Regions from separate parts of the Homo sapiens genome. Here region 1 is linked to region 2. A link is an interaction called in ENCODE POLR2A ChIA-PET data of the cell type or tissue named here. Cell type or tissue: OCI-LY7. All regions are shown on one strand. Links, peaks and the distances in the headings refer to the core of each region. The heading gives the core; the rest is flanking DNA. Region 1 has its middle 95 kb from the start of SLC38A6. Region 2 holds the start of SIX1 (SIX homeobox 1).

The links. ChIA-PET counts read pairs that join two places held together with the same protein. Peaks named below come from ENCODE experiments on the same cell type or tissue, not always from the same donor. Only the 100,000 strongest peaks of a DNase experiment are listed, where the experiment ranks them.
Region 1: POLR2A ChIA-PET joins it to region 2 with 17 read pairs; 3 of 35 experiments call an interaction of 5 or more read pairs at or near these places.

The regions. Positions count from the first base shown.
Region 1 is chr14:61,072,296-61,080,626 of GRCh38, reverse strand. It overlaps a transcript of SLC38A6 not described here. Among named protein-coding and RNA genes, the nearest start is that of SLC38A6, 95 kb to the right of the region's middle. In OCI-LY7, for the core only: no CTCF peak of the experiment used is centred there; a DNase peak (open chromatin) is centred at 3,886; H3K4me3 peaks cover 461 bases; H3K27ac peaks cover 2,563 bases.
Region 2 is chr14:60,642,447-60,650,777 of GRCh38, reverse strand. SIX1 (SIX homeobox 1) reads left to right here and starts at 1,301. Exons shown (of 2, transcript NM_005982.4): 1 at 1,301-2,148; 2 at 4,201-7,357. The coding sequence starts at 1,589. The coding sequence ends at 4,495. MIR9718 (microRNA 9718) reads right to left here and starts at 2,130; the gene lies at 2,067-2,130. RefSeq lists a silencer at 1,145-1,384 and enhancers at 1,395-2,015, 2,016-2,637, 2,638-3,259, 3,260-3,882, 6,312-6,874. In OCI-LY7, for the core only: no CTCF peak of the experiment used is centred there; no DNase peak of the experiment used is centred there.

The sequences.
Region 1 (8,331 bases), core at 27-8,026, 430 kb before region 2:
AGACAAAAGCTCCCCATGCAAATCAAACCACTTCGACTTGCTTCCCAGACTTGATTCTGAGCTGTTTTGATTTGCATCCATGAGGGTAGAACTCAAGTTCAGACTGAAGCTGCAGTTGGTAAGAACCAAAACCTATTGCATGCAGGTACAGGCAGTGTAAGATATATTTTTGGAAGGCACAATTTCCAAAGGAGAGAGTCAGCTCCAAATTCTCAGGTGCTATGACTTTCACCAGGCTGGGACCTGGAGAAAAAAGTGTGCCTTTGTCCATTTGGCATCACAGAGTCCCTCAGCTGAGCCTCTCCCCACAATAGGTCACATAACACGCCAGCTCTAGAGAACACGAAATCAAATTTGGAGGGATGGAATTAGGTGTGTATAGTGGGTGGGTGTCCTTATCATTGTCAGTCATAGGTATGAGAAAGTAGATGAAGAAGAGTAAAAGCAAGTTAGGAAGAAATAGTTCTTTAAAAAATTAAGCCTGCATAAAATTAACAGGTTATGTTGTTGTTGTTGTTATTGCCTTTTAATGCTTATTGTTCATGGTGCCCAATCTCAGGTTATTAACAGCTTGGCCATGTTAAAACCTGTATCCTGATCATCACTAGCAGGCCTACAGCAGAGACTGGAGACAGTGAGGATAAGAAAGAGGTGTACCAAGTGATCCTCTCTTGCTGGGGACTGTTCTAGAAGCTCTACACATGCTGGGGAAAGGAGCAGAAGCCAAAGACAGGTGAAACTCCCATTCCATGGATCCCACAGGATTTCAGCCTCAAAGAAATCCTTCGTTGTTCAGGGCACACTCTTAAACCATCAACACTCACCAAGTATACTGCACTGTACCATGAAGTCTCTGAGGTGGATGGGTAAAGTAGGGATGGGAGGCAGGTTCTGGATGGAGGATACAAAGGAGTTGGCAGATGTGGAACCTTTCCTAAAGGCTGTCGCAGGGTGGTTAGACATACAAATATACAAGAATTTGTATATTTTATCATTTAGAGAAATTAAATGTAGCATCAAGATGTTGAGCATAGGTTTCCTGAGTAATGGAGCAGTTACATTAAGTCATAGTCAGGTAAGTCCTTCTAGAGGAGGTTGAGTGTGGAAACAGGTTTTGAGGGAGAAGAAACGCTTTGGAGGGGAAAGAGAAAAACAACATGAATGGTTTGTGCAAAAGTTTGGAGGCAGGAGGCCGGGCACAGTGGCTCACACCTGTAATCCCAGCACTCTGGGAGGCTGAGGTGGGTAGATCACCAGAGGTCAGAAGTTCGAGACCAGCCTGACCAACATGGTGAAACCCCGCCTCTAATAAAAATAGAAAAATTAGCTAGGTGTAGTAGTGTGTGCCTGTAATCCCAGCTACTCAGGAGGTGGAGGCAGGAGAATCGCTTGAACCCGGGAGGCAGAGGTTGCAGTAAGCCAATACCCGCCACTGCACTCCAGCCTGGGCGACAGAGCGAGACTCTGTCTCAAAAAAAAAAAAAAAAAAAAAAGTTTGGAGGCAGGAACTCATAGGAAGTCTCTTAAGATGCCAGAGGTCTTGACCTGGCTCGGTGGCTCACGCCTGTAATCCCAGAATTTTGGGAGGCCAAAGTGGGCGGATTGCTTGAGCTCAGGAGTTCGAGACTAGCCTGGGCAACATGGTGAAACCCTGTCTCTACAAAAAGTACAAAAATTAGCTGGGCATGGTGGCGCATACCTGTAGTCTCAGCTACTCTGGAGGCTGAGGTGGGAGGATTGCTTGAGTCCGGGAGGCAGAGGTTGCAATGAGCTGAGATCACACCACTGCACGCCAACCTGTGCGACAGAATGAGACCCTGTCTCAAAATAAATAAATAAATAAATAAATAAAATAAAAAATAAAAATAAATAAATTAAATAATTAAAAAAAAAAAGATGCCAGAGGTCTTAATAGGATCTGAGGGCATGAGGAATTTTCCAAAACTCCAGAAAAAGTTCCTCATATGCCCAGGAGCTGAGACTTAAGAACAAATCAAGTGTGGTTTTTAGATAACTAGCCCTTGAAGGCCTAAAGTGCTTCTTTTTAGCTTTTGGAAGACGATGGCACTAGTCCAATGCAGAGAGGCAATTAATCTTTCTCTACCACTTCTACTTGATGTAAAGTCCAAGCTCAGCCTGGGTCCAGCATTCTCTACATCAGGATCCTACCCTTCAGCTTTACTTCTCAAATTGCTATTACATCTGTGCTCCTGGCAAAATTTTTACTTGTCATCTCCAAAGTATACCTTGTATTTTCCTGTACATATTGTTAGTATTTTCTTTCCAAACAGGAGTATCTTCCTTTCATTCTCATTTCTACTTTGGTTATCCTTCAATTTTACTTCAGTTGTTGCTTTCTTCACAAAGTCTTCCCCACTCACCCAGAAGGCAGTGAACCCCACCTCTATGAGCTTATCCAGCAGAGCTTTTAATGTTCATATTACTCACCAAGATATGTCATTCTTTCAACAAGCACGCACAGATGGCCTCATGTGCATGTGGCACATGCAATAGCCACACCCTGCGCTTCAGGGTATTACCGTCCCAGGTATTGTATAGAGGTCACCTCCATTGGATTGTAAGTTCCAGTAGTTTACCAACTAAAGAAAAATACTGTACCTACCTAACAATGCTTTGTGACAGGGAAAATCAGCTATTCACAAATGAGGCTGGAAATATAATTTGAGAATTTGCTCTCGCCAGAATAAAGTTCTAGATTGCTACAGTAGGGCTCTCTGATTTATTAAAAGCAAATTACTTTTTGTTTTACTATAGAAGTAACAACATTATGAAATGTTTAAGTAACTGAGTGTGGGAGTGATTAGACATCTTTTGGGAGAGTTGAGTAGAAAAAAAAATTGAGGAAAGCCATTTTACACTGAAATTAAAATGTATGAATACAAGTCTATTTATGTAGTCTCATGAGCTAATAAATTGAGAACCATTCTGGATGAATGAAAGCAAAGAATTTATTTGAATGCAAATGAATGACAAATCTTTAGACAAAGACAAGGAGAGGCTCCAAGTATTTTGCTTCCCTGTGAAATGTAAATATTATTATGGTATAATCCTTACTGACTTTTGATATATCATATAAACTTAGGAAGTTATATAGTAAAAATGTCCTGTGTTTTTTTCTGAATTCTGAAGTGTTGACAAAAATTTTGCAAATTTGTAAACCAGAACTTATTTAGATATTTTTCGCTCCCAAAGGTTAGGATTAGTAATGACTGGGGAAAGAGTCAACTAGGTCATCAACGAATTTTGTAATCAAGATCTGTTTTTGTATCTACTTCTTTCCACCTATAAGATAACTGAAGTCAATGAGCATTAGAAGTGAAGAAATCTTTACTGAATTTTTGAATATAGACTGGTTATTTAGACTGATAGTTTCCAAGTGTTGGTCTATGAGAAAGTTTTCACTGGTCTTTGATGAGATAAATAACTATGTAGCAAGTTTTTCACAAAGGTTATAACCTTCCTTAATTTTTTATATTGAAAGTGGCAAGTTTAATATCCTTAATCAATTTATAAAATAAAAAGTCTGCAATCTTATCAATGTCCCAAGATTCATTTTGACGTTCTAAAGTTCCAAAAGAAATCTCAAATCTGGGAAACACTGAATTAGACTACTGATGGTCTAAGCTATATTTGGATTTTTAAAAATTGTGTTTGTAGAAAGTCACAGAACACAGAAATGGATTTCTGACATTGTTTCGTAAGACATCCAAGTTTTCTCAGTCTAGTTGACAACTACTGGAACACATCCCTGCTCTACTTGAAGACCCATATACCTTTCCTTTGTCCAGAATTTCCTCTGAAATACTTAACAAAGGAGAAACAACAGTGCTGTGGCAATGAACCATGACTCAAGAGGACACAAGGCCGGCCAAAATACTGTCTGGCTGATGTAACAGAACAGATTTAGGTGCCACATTTTAAATGAATAAAGCAGCCTTCAACACAGTCAATATTGACTATGTATCTGCTATGAGCAGAACCTTTTTGTAGAAAAAAACTCCAACAGTTGGATACACTTTATTTACATGGTAATTAAGCACACAGCCTTTATAGTCAAACTTCAGTTTCTATTCTTAGGATGGCATCTTAAGGATGTATAACCTTGAACAAGTCATTTAACCTTACAGTCTCTCTAAACTTTAATTTCTAATCTATTAAATGGGGAATATAACTGTGCTTACCTCAGATTACATGAGAATGTGCTTGGCATAGAACCTGGTCTATACACCGAAGTGCCAGCTCAGTAGTGTCATATTATTTTATGAGACTAATGATCTTCCATTCATTTAAAGTATGAAACTTTTTCAGATTTTAGCAGGTTGGAGAACTGGGTAAGAAAACCAGGGAATTATAAAATTTGTTTCTACTCTTTTTCCATGGGAGTGCTCTTCCCTAGGGGCCCCACTCCCTCTGATTCCTACTGCCACCATCTAAGTAGAAGTTGAGTTGAAGGCCGGGTGTGGTGGCTCATGCCTGCAATCCCAGCACTTTGGGAGGCCAAGACGGGCAGATCACCTGAGGTCGGGAGTTCAAGACCAGCCTGATGAACATGGAGAAACCTCGTCTCTACTAAAAATACAAAATTAGCTGGGTGTGGTGGCTCATGCCTGTAATCCCAGCTACTTGGGAGGCTGAGGCAGGAGAATTGCTTGAACCTGGGAGGTGGAGGTTACAGTGAGCCGAGATCACAGCATTGCACTCCAGTCTGGGCAAAAAAAGTGAAACTCCGTTTCAAAAAAAAAGGAAGTTGAGTGGCTCTGATCCCAAATACATACACACACACACACACACACACACACACACACACACACACACACACACACACACAAACAGGTTGATCTATGGCACGTTCTTGGAGCCTGATTTCTGAACTACCAGGCTTTGTTACAGAGAACCTAGCAAGATGACCGTAAGGGGAAATGTTAGAAATTCTAGAACTGCTCCAATCTCCAAGATCTACCTCTGTGGAGGTCTGGTCTCTTGTCTCTAAAAAGAGGCATTCCCCTACAGGTACAATTGATGACTAGTAAATAATGAGCCCTTAAAGCAATGAAATGACAATATATTGCCAATGAGATGTCAAGGAAAGTTCAATACACTTTGAGAATTAGGAAAAGTTGGTTCAATCACATCCCTCATATGAGGATCGTCCCACAACCCTCCTGATGTGCCCACGGACTCTGGGAGGAAGCAAGTGGCTTACATTTTTTCTTGGCCATCTCTGCCTTTGAATTTCACTTTTTGAGGTTTCTGGATCACCTGGATAGCATAAGGCTGTATGTGTTCTGTCCCATGTGAGTCTAAAGAAGGGTTTACATGCACAATTCTGTTCACACAAGGTATTTTTGTGTCTACTGACTTTATTAGTTTCAGGAGACAGAGACAGGCAAATTAAAACTGAATATTAAACGCTTCTGTTCTTAAAATGCCCGTCAGCCACTTTTCCTCTAGACTCCCACCACTGGGTTAGCACTCTCTGCCTCTTTCCCTTTGCTTTTCTCCAGTTCCCAAATTCACATTTTCTCTTTTATGCAGAGTGGTTTAGCTATCTCTCTCACTTCCTCTCCTCTTGCCAACCATTTTCATAGGGTCACATTTTTTTTGATTGAGGTGAAATTCACATAACATAAAATGACCCTCTTTAAAGTATACAATTCACAGGCATTTAGTAAACTCACATTGCTGTGCCACTGTATAAGAATTCACCGTTCATACCTAAATGACTTATCAAGATATTCCCCACCACCACCAAAAAAAAAAAGACATTAAGGATATTTCCCTTACTAAGAGAAGTTCTGGTGACAGCTGCATCAAGCAGCTTCTTATCCTTTTGGAGAAAGGGACAACATTTGTGAAAGAAGAAAGAAAGAAAAGAAAGAGAAGGAAGGAAGGAAGGGAGGGAGGGAGGGAGGGAGGGAGGGAGGGAATAATAGGCTTGTTCACAGAAAGTTCTGTGGACAGAATTGTGTCTCCTCCAACCCCTCAATTCATATTGAGGCCCTAACCCACAAGTATTTCAAGATGGGGTCTTTGGGAGATAATCAGGGTTAGATTAAGTGATGAGGGTGAGACCCTCATAATGGGATTAGTGGCTTTATAGGAAGAGGAACAGAGATCACTCTTTCTCCACCATGTGAGGACACAAGAAGGCAGCCATTTGCAAGCCAGGAAGAGGCCCTCACCAGGACCAAAATAATTCTAGCCAGCACCATGTTCTTGGACTTCCCAGCTTCCAGAGCTATGAGAAATAAATTTCTGTTAAGCCATCCAATCTATGGTATTTTGTTATAGTAGCCTGAGCTAAGGTAGATGGTGACTTTTACAAAAAATAATTTTCAACTTTACTTACTGCTTCATGGAATGTCAGTAACTTACTTTGCAAATTATTCAGCAAATATAAATGTATTTACAGTTGACCTTTGAACAATGTGGGGGTCAGAGGTGCCCACCCACCACACAGTTGAAAATCTGTGTACAATTTTTGACTCTCCCACCAAAACTTAACTGCTAATAGCCTACTGTTGACTGTAAGCCCTACCAATAACAGTTGATTAACACACATTTTGTATGTTATTTGTATTATATACTATTTTCTTACAATAAAGTAAGCTAGAGAAACAAAAATGTCATTAAGAAAATCATAAGAAAGAGAAAACATATTTACTATTAAGTGAAACTGGATCATCATAAAGGTCTTCATTCTCATTGTCTTCATGTTGAGGAGGCTGAGAAGAAGGCAGGGGAGGGGTTGGTCTTGCCTTCTCGGGGTGGCAGAGGCAGAAAAAAATCCCCATATAAGTGGACCCACACAGTTAGAAAACCCATGTTGTTCTAAAGTTAACTGTATATTTACATATAAATATAATTTATATGTGAGTCACAAAATAAATACGACCAAATGCTAAGTTTCAGTGGTAGGTATATGGGCATATTATTTCAACTTGCATTCATGTTTAAAATTTTTCATCATAAAAAGATGGTAAAGAACTTACAGAGGAGAGCCTTTCCATTTAGCTAATTTATACTTAATTATTCAAACAAACCAAATTTGATAATAGATCCAAGGATTAGTTGGCCTTTCTGAGTTAATGATAATACAGGATCCTGGAAGAAAAATATAAATGAATGGTGTCTGCTATGGGTTAAATGTTTGTTCCCCCCAAAACTCACGTTGAAATTTAATTGCCAATGTAATGGTATTGGGAGATGGAGCCTTTAAGAGGTGATTAGGCCATGAGGGCTCCACCTTCCTCAGTAGGTTTAATATCATAATAAAAGTGCTTTCAGAAGAAAATATCTGCAAACTACCCATCTGAAGTGGGATTAAGAATCAGAATATATGAGGAACTCAAACAACTCCATTGGAAAAAATATAATAATCCAATCAAAAAATGGGCAAAATATTTGAATAGACATTTCTCAAAAGAGGACAAACAAATGGCTAACAGACATATGAAAAGGTGCTCAACATCACTGATCATCAGAGAAATGCAAATCAAAATTGCCATATCATCTCACCCCAATAAAAATGGCTTTTATAAAAAATACAGATAATAATAAATGCCGGAGAGGATGTGGAGAAAAGGGGAAAGGGGACCTTTATGCACTGTTGGGGGGGATGTAAATTAGTACAACCACTGTAGAGAACAGTTTGGAGGTTCCTCAAAAAACTAAAAATAGAGCTACCATATGGTCCAGCAATCCCACTGCTGAGTGTATACCCAAAAGAAAGAAAATAGGTATACTGAAGAGCTATCTGCACTCCCATGTTTGTTGCAGTACTGTTCATAATAGCCAAGATTTGGAAGTAACCTAAGTGTCCATCAACAGATGAATGAATAAAGAAAATGTGGAACATATACACAATGGAGTGCTATTCAGCCATAAAAACAATGAGATCTTTTCATTTGCAACAACATGGATGGAACTGGAGACCATTATGTTAAGTGAAATAAACCAGACACAGAAAGACAAACATCAAATGTTCTCACTTATCTGTGGGATCTAAAAATCAAAACAGTTGAATTCATGGACATACAGAGCAGAAGGATGGTTACCAGAGGCTGACAAGGGTTGTGGGGTAGTAGGGGCAGGGTGAAAATGGTAAATGAGCACAAAAAAATAGAAAATATGAGTAAGACCTACTATTTGATAGCATAACAGGATGACTATAGTCAATAATTACTTAATCGCACATTTAAAAATAACTAAGTATAATTGGATTGTTTGTAACACAAAGGATAAATGCTTGAGGGGATGGATACCCCATTCTCCATGGTGTGACTGTTTCACATTGCATGTCTGTATCGA
Region 2 (8,331 bases), core at 49-8,048:
GTGCAAATGAGGCTTAAGATAATTACAACTTCACTTGTTTGTGCAGTTTTACTAAGCATTCTCCACACATAAACAAAACAGCAGATGATGGGACTTAAATTGCAGTGCATCTCTCATTCCCTGGCAGCAAAATAGGCCAGCATTGCAACACACACACACACACACATACACACACACACACACACACACACACCTCTTTATTTAATCTTCTTGGAGCCGCTGTCGTTCTCGCTTTGAGGGCAGTGTCCCTCTCAGAGCAGGGTAAGGATTATATTACAACCGGACGGTTATTGGAGCCGGGCACAGTTTTATTTAATTTACACCACATCCAGCGCCTTTCGTACGAGGTTCCCAAAGCATTTTTGCTAATAGCAAGTAAAGCCTCTCGGCATTCCTCAGTAGCAGAGGTGGCACTGCAAAACACAACCGCACAGATGGGGAAATTGAGTCCAGAAGCTTCAGGAACCTGCTGGTTTCAATCGCAGAACATTAAGATACCAAATCACAAATGAACGCTCGGAGTCTCTAGGTGCTCAGCAAGTATGCTCTAAACAGCTCTCTGCCTGGTCTCAAATCATGGAGGTCTTTTGTGAACGAGGGAAACGCTGTCCGACTGGGAGTACTTGTGCCCTTTGGAGGGTGGTGTGCAGCAGTGGGGGGAGGACAGTGGTAGTTGGTGGGGGGAGGGAGGAGGAAATAGGGTTGGACTCCTCGAGCTGAAGCCAACCCGAAGCCACTCTTCCAGAGGCTGCATGCGCGGACCCTGGTCTGCTCTTGAATTATTTATCGCGTTCCATAAGCTATTCATCAATCCATTATTTATTCATTCCAACATTAAAGTAATTAAATATGAGCTCACCGGGAGAGGGCAAGTCTGCAAGGGATGAGGACAAGAGTACGGAGGGAGAGGGGAGGAATTAAGGTTTGGAGTCATTGATTTGTGCGGAGTTGTGCGCGACTCCCCTTAGGTGATACTGGCGACGGGTCCCGCGTTGCAGGGTCCTGACGCGCTCACCCACTCCCTACCTCCCCACACCTCCGCAGCGCAGCTCCCTCAGACCCCAACTGGCTTCCCACCTTTCCTCTTCCTTCTCCTCCCACCACTCCCTACCCGCGCAGCCCCGGCAACACCCCCAACCCCCAGCTCCGCAGCCTCGCCCTCCCCGCTCTGGGCGGTGCGGCCTCTCTGCCCAGCCGGGCGGCGCGCTGGCTGGCCAGCCCCGGATAGGCGCCGCCGGCAGCCAATCAGCGTGCCGGGGACGCTGCGCGCTTTAAGGCCGCTGCGGGGAGAACAGAAACCAAGTTCCCCGGCAACTAGCAGCATCCACCGGGCGGGAGGTCGGAGGCAGCAAGGCCTTAAAGGCTACTGAGTGCGCCGGCCGTTCCGTGTCCAGAACCTCCCCTACTCCTCCGCCTTCTCTTCCTTGGCCGCCCACCGCCAAGTTCCGACTCCGGTTTTCGCCTTTGCAAAGCCTAAGGAGGAGGTTAGGAACAGCCGCGCCCCCCTCCCTGCGGCCGCCGCCCCCTGCCTCTCGGCTCTGCTCCCTGCCGCGTGCGCCTGGGCCGTGCGCCCCGGCAGGCCCCAGCCATGTCGATGCTGCCGTCGTTTGGCTTTACGCAGGAGCAAGTGGCGTGCGTGTGCGAGGTTCTGCAGCAAGGCGGAAACCTGGAGCGCCTGGGCAGGTTCCTGTGGTCACTGCCCGCCTGCGACCACCTGCACAAGAACGAGAGCGTACTCAAGGCCAAGGCGGTGGTCGCCTTCCACCGCGGCAACTTCCGTGAGCTCTACAAGATCCTGGAGAGCCACCAGTTCTCGCCTCACAACCACCCCAAACTGCAGCAACTGTGGCTGAAGGCGCATTACGTGGAGGCCGAGAAGCTGCGCGGCCGACCCCTGGGCGCCGTGGGCAAATATCGGGTGCGCCGAAAATTTCCACTGCCGCGCACCATCTGGGACGGCGAGGAGACCAGCTACTGCTTCAAGGAGAAGTCGAGGGGTGTCCTGCGGGAGTGGTACGCGCACAATCCCTACCCATCGCCGCGTGAGAAGCGGGAGCTGGCCGAGGCCACCGGCCTCACCACCACCCAGGTCAGCAACTGGTTTAAGAACCGGAGGCAAAGAGACCGGGCCGCGGAGGCCAAGGAAAGGTACGCGGCGTGCTTCCCGCGACTCGGGCGACCCTAGGAAGCCGTCCTTTCTCCTCCGCCCCCTCCCGCCCCCGCAGGCACCAGCCACCAAGTCCTCCCCGCCGGCCGGAGCCCGTCCACGGGGCGGCGCGCAGGCCCTCCGCGGCGCTGCAGCGAAAGTTCATGAACTCTGAGGTTCCTTGCTAAGGATGGGGCCTCATTTGCTTTGAGCACCCGCGCGTGGGTTTCTCTGGGATGTGAGTGTCGGGAAATATTGGCGCTAGATTTGGTCTTTATGCCTCCCTGGCTGGCCGCGGCTATGAGTGGTGGGTGGAGAGTGAGTTTCTAAATCAACGGGCAGTGAAATGTTGATTGGTGTCGCAAGGAAAGGGGTTTGGTGGGAGCTGAGGTTCGCGAACCTCTCTCCTCTTGCTCCCCAGAGGGGTGAAGCTGGCCTGAGACATTGGCTCTGCCCCCACTCCCGCCTGGTTCTCCACAGCTCTCTCTTGATAGTCTTTTGGTTTAGAGGTAGCCTGCTTCATTTCTCACTAGCTGGACAAATGGAGGAGACTTTTAAAGATACAACAAAAAGAGAGCTTTGGGGAGAGTTGGCGCTGCATTTACTCCCCGGCGCCCCAAATTAAGAAAGGGTTGATCCTCGCCGTGCTCGCTCGCGCGTGGCCCGGCACTGCAGCCCGTCGGTCTGGCTGACCGCGCCGCATGCCCAGACGAGGAAAGGGTCTCCAGTCGCAGCCCTCTCTCGCACTGGAGCTCACAAGGCAATATTTTAAAAATTGGTCTCTACTTTCCCCCACCTCGGGGCAACACCTTCGGCCACCTGGGCAGGCTCCTTCTGTTCTCTATAGCGTTTCGGACAGAGATTCAGAAGGACGGTGGGGAGGTGGCTGTGGCGGGGAGAGCGCTCCGCGAAGCCAAAGAGTTTGGGGGAAAACCTGAGCGCAGGGGCCGGTTAGGTTTTCCTTTGTTCGCTTCCAAGACTAGGGGCCGAAGATCTTGCTCCCTTTCTTGTCTTGGTGGAAAACCAGAGCCAGGATAAATTCTGCTGAAATGGGCTTGTCGGGAGACAGAGACTGTGAGGATAAGGGGAAAGAAAGGAGACAGACAGGCGCTAGGAGTCGGGAGGACTGACGAGCACTCGGAAGGCGGAAGCGGCGAGGGAAGCGAAATCCTGAAGTTAACCGGTACCGAGTGCCCGGACTGACGCCCCAGCGCGCCGCGCCCGCTGGCAGCCTGTGCGGGGCGGCGAAGTTTCCCCTGCCCAGAAAGGATGGGTTGGGGTGGGTGTTGGTAGGAAGTTTGAGAGGGGGACACGAGGGGCTGAAGAGTTAGCAAGTAACACAGGAACAGGGATTGTATGGTTGCAGTTAGCCTTTAGTTACAAAACGGCCGTCCTATAAGCCAGGCCCGAGGGCCGACTCCAGATGAAATCAGAGACTGGCTGCGCTCCCTGTGTTTACTCAGGTCACTGGGCCGCGCTGGGCACCACTTCCCATGACCTGTTCTGTGTCTGCAAAACCACCAACTCTGGGCTGGGGCAGGAAAACGGGATGTTTAATTGTCTCCTCATATGCGAACAAGGCAATGGACTTGATTCACCCCAAACATTTGTGCATTGGACTCTGTCCTCTATCATTTCTTTATCACCAATATCTATTTATTGAAAGATTTTCAGTTACATTTAAATATGTTGCTAGTTTATATGTATTTAAATGTAACTGCTTGAACAAAATTTAAAACATATATTTTGTATGTTTCAAATAAATCCTGCTAATCTATCACTTTCTGAAATCTGGAAGAGAAAAGGACCTGGCTCCTAACAGGAGGCTCTGTCCGTAGCTCTCCATTTCTCCAGGTTCCTCTGACTCCTCACCTCCCCCATTACCCTTGGGGATGGGTGGAAGGGTAGAGCTCCTCCATTTGGGTTGGTGACAGATTGCACAATGGCCCTTTCCTCCTTCCAGCTCCCCTCCCTCCATCTCACACTTTTTTTTTAACCTACTTTTTTTTTTTTTTTTTTTTTTTAACCATATGGTGTTGTCCTCTATTTCTTAGGGAGAACACCGAAAACAATAACTCCTCCTCCAACAAGCAGAACCAACTCTCTCCTCTGGAAGGGGGCAAGCCGCTCATGTCCAGCTCAGAAGAGGAATTCTCACCTCCCCAAAGTCCAGACCAGAACTCGGTCCTTCTGCTGCAGGGCAATATGGGCCACGCCAGGAGCTCAAACTATTCTCTCCCGGGCTTAACAGCCTCGCAGCCCAGTCACGGCCTGCAGACCCACCAGCATCAGCTCCAAGACTCTCTGCTCGGCCCCCTCACCTCCAGTCTGGTGGACTTGGGGTCCTAAGTGGGGAGGGACTGGGGCCTCGAAGGGATTCCTGGAGCAGCAACCACTGCAGCGACTAGGGACACTTGTAAATAGAAATCAGGAACATTTTTGCAGCTTGTTTCTGGAGTTGTTTGCGCATAAAGGAATGGTGGACTTTCACAAATATCTTTTTAAAAATCAAAACCAACAGCGATCTCAAGCTTAATCTCCTCTTCTCTCCAACTCTTTCCACTTTTGCATTTTCCTTCCCAATGCAGAGATCAGGGAAAAAAAAAAAAAAAAACCCAAACAAACAAAAGCACCCAGGCACCCAGTCTGAGTTCTGGGCAACTGATACGCCTGTTTCAGCAGCCTTTCTTTTTTTTCAATGAATGGGAATTGCAAATCAACTGGATTTTCATTATTTCCTTTTAATTTATATATGGAGAAATGTGAAGAGGGAAAGGAAATGGAAAGAGAAAGAGAAAGGGAGATAAAAATAGTGAAAATAAGAGCCTCCAGGCTCAGAAGAACTGATTACATTCTTAAGGTGAACAGGAAAAATACAATCTATAACTTTCTTTGATGAGGAAAAATTAAGTTTACATTTTTCATATTTAGTGTTAAACAATTTAATGTAGATTAAAATAAAAGACCAGTATTAGGAGGAAAAAACAAGTGCCTAAATGTCTTAATGCTCTCTATGTGAGACAGAAATAGACGTGACCATTAGTAATGCAACTATTTTTGTCAAATTTAGTGGGATTTTTTGGTTGTTGTTTGTTTTCTTGGGTTTTTTTTTTTTAAATGACAAACTCTAAAAATGTACCAATGTGAAAAAACACTTTCCTGAATGCCATTACTCATGCCCTCAAAGCTTTCATATCTGTAGCCTACTCCTGTAAAGGGTTTCTCCTGTTTCTAGTTTCTAGTTTGCAAAGGTATGCCAACGAATCTGGCAACCTGGTATTTGTTACTAAAACAGCATGTGTTTTCAGGTTTCTTTTCTATTGTACCTAAAGCAGTCTAAATTAAAACTTAGTAGAACACCAGGAGTATGATTCTGTTTCTGAAAGGTGAGTGGTGTATTGCTGTCATTGGGCCCTATTTTTTTTTTTAAATATATTTTTCTTTCTTACTTAATGGTGGCTGTGAATTGCAGGGTACTTTGAAGGCCATCATCTGAACCAAGAGTAGTAACTAGATTAATTATATGACAGAAAGAGTGAATTTAGCCTTGGGGTATTTATTAACTTCTATTATTTAGATATGCAATTTTGTTTACCACTATCTCTTCACAGCATTCATATGTTAACTAAGCTCTTTTGTGTTAACAAGTTTATGACAAGACTGTGAAAGTAAAAATAATTTATCTGCTTGAAGACAAAAAAGGGAAGGAGAACAAGGATAGAAACATTGTGAATTAATTTGTACAAATAGAAAGCAGACCAGCAGGACAGGAGCTCTTTTGCAGTGCTGCCGGATGGTGTCTAGAAAAATCCCAGTAATCATGTAGGCTCCATATTATTTTTGCCTGGGGCAAAATGATGTATCTTCTGTATTTAGCTTTTAAAATTAGTGAAACAAATGGCATTATTTATTAAAATTCTACTCAGGATAACAGGATTGGCTTGCTTGTGCTTTGTAAAATATTGTTCCCCAGGGAGAATCTATTTATTTTCTGACATGACAGTTTCATAATTTTGATTTTTTCCCATCTATAATTGTCACCATTAATATATTATTTCTTTCTTACTCTTTCCTATTTCTGTTCTGGTCTAGAAAACTGAGGTGTGCTTGGGGAAATCAAGGCCTTATTTTTTAAAACTGTCAAATAGCTTTGAGTTCCAGGGAGAAATGGTCACTGTACTTAACTGTACACACTTTTACTTATAAAGTCGTTTTTCCCCCTCAGTGATGGACAGATGTGCACACAGCCACTCAGAGACCATCATTTGGTTTGGGAGCTCAGGGTCCCAATCTCCCTTGTTAGTGTTTTGGATCATTAAGTCGGTGTTTATTTAAGTCACTAGGGTGTTTATTCTCCCTGTCTTGGGCCACGGAGAAATGCCACCCTCTGCAGGAGGGGCTCTCACAGGGAATCTCCTCACATTCTTCACATTCACTCCCCAAAACAAACACCCTGCACAAAGATAGCTTTCAATGACCCTGACAGGCTTCAAAGGACGCTGCGGAAATCTCTCTGGAAAATAGGAAGGGCCAATTACTTTAATTTCTTACATGCCGTCTCTTCCTACTCCGGTGACTACCCTCCACTCTCCCAGCTCCGCCTGGGATAATTTTAGGCTCGTGGAAGTTGTGTCTCGCAGGGCGCCCCGGCCCACTTCCTGCTCCCTTAGTTGGTGAATCTTGGAAATGTCTGCAGATCCGGCGAGGAGCAAGAGCGCTGGTCCTGTAAAAGCCCCCGTGATTACTGCTTGTAAACTTGTTAAAAGGACAATTTTCTGTCACAGTCATAAACTCTTTGTAAAACCCCTGGCACTAAATCCAGAGCGCGCATATTCCAGATGTGTTTAATAAGAAATTGCACAATGTGCCTCCTTCCGCCATCCTCGGCTCAGTCTGGGTAAAAGGGGCGAGCAGGAGGAGGCGAGAAAGCTGGATATTGCTTTGAGTTTTTTTGGCAATCATTTCAGAGAGATCATTAGGGGAAACTAACCATATTTTTTTCTTCCCTCGAGGAAATCTTCGAGAACCAGCTGTTAAGGGACCTCCAGTTTACCTTCTGGGCGTCGCAGTTTAACTGAATCTAAAGCCACTTTTCGTTTCTCCTCTACAGATGTCATAACGGTAGCCAAAAGTAATGAACAACGGCTTATAAATAGTTTGTAGGACGAAACCATACAGCATTGTGCCAAGTGAAATGAAAAAAAAAAAAAACACTCGAGTGATGTTTATTTTTTAACGTTTTAAACCTAAACACGCGATTGTTCGAGTCCCCACTCTCTGCTCGCCTTGACCTCTTGGCTGAAAACGAAGCTTCCTAAATTCTCAGAGGCCAAGGGGTTTGGCTCCCGGTTCCCGAATTTTTGGCTTAGTGGGTAGGGGCTCAAGAGCCCAGCGAGCTACAGGGACGGAGAAGGGCACCGCTGGGGCTGGGCACCACCGTTCTTGAACCTGTTCTCTGGGCTAGGACAGCGTGGCTGGGGCCGGACCCCGGGCCGGAGTGGAAGCTTCCAGAAAGAAGCAGTGGCGTTGGCACTTATGGATGAGCTCTGAGTTTGCTGAGCAGCGACCCTTATTAGCGGCTCTCCCTTGTCCGCTGAGGGCCAACGGGACACCTGGCACAGAACTCGCGCGGAGCGGGCCTTCCTCTGCTCTGTGGCAGTGGCACTGCTGCTGCTGCACCGAACGCGGCGGCGGCTGAGGCTGGAGGGGGCTTCATTTCCTACTGCCTCCCCACCGCCTGCAAGTCTTTGGCAAAGTCCGAAGGCAGGACTCCAGGTTGTGGATCCAATAGAGGCTTGTATCCCGCACTTCTCTAGCGGCAGAAGAACTGAAGATCTTTTCCTGTCATCCGCGCACTTCGGAGGCTGTTCTTGCCATTGGGCCCTGGAGAGGCGCGGGAAGCTCGGGCGCCGCTGTCCTCGCTCCGCGCGGGGCAGAGCCTCCTCTCCACCGGTTCAGAGAGAATCGCGCGCATCTCAAGACCCGGATCATAGCGCAGCTCCAGGAGCAGGGGGCCTAGTGGCCCGGCCCGCGGAGTGCCTGAGAGGAGAGGCTGCCAGTATGGATTCGAAGGCCAGACAAGGGAGGAGGCCTCGGCCTGAGCTTCGTGGTACAACTCAGCTGTCGTCGCCTTGGGTACCCCGAAGCCAACTCCCAGGCCCAAGTCTCAGTCGCCCTCTTCGGAG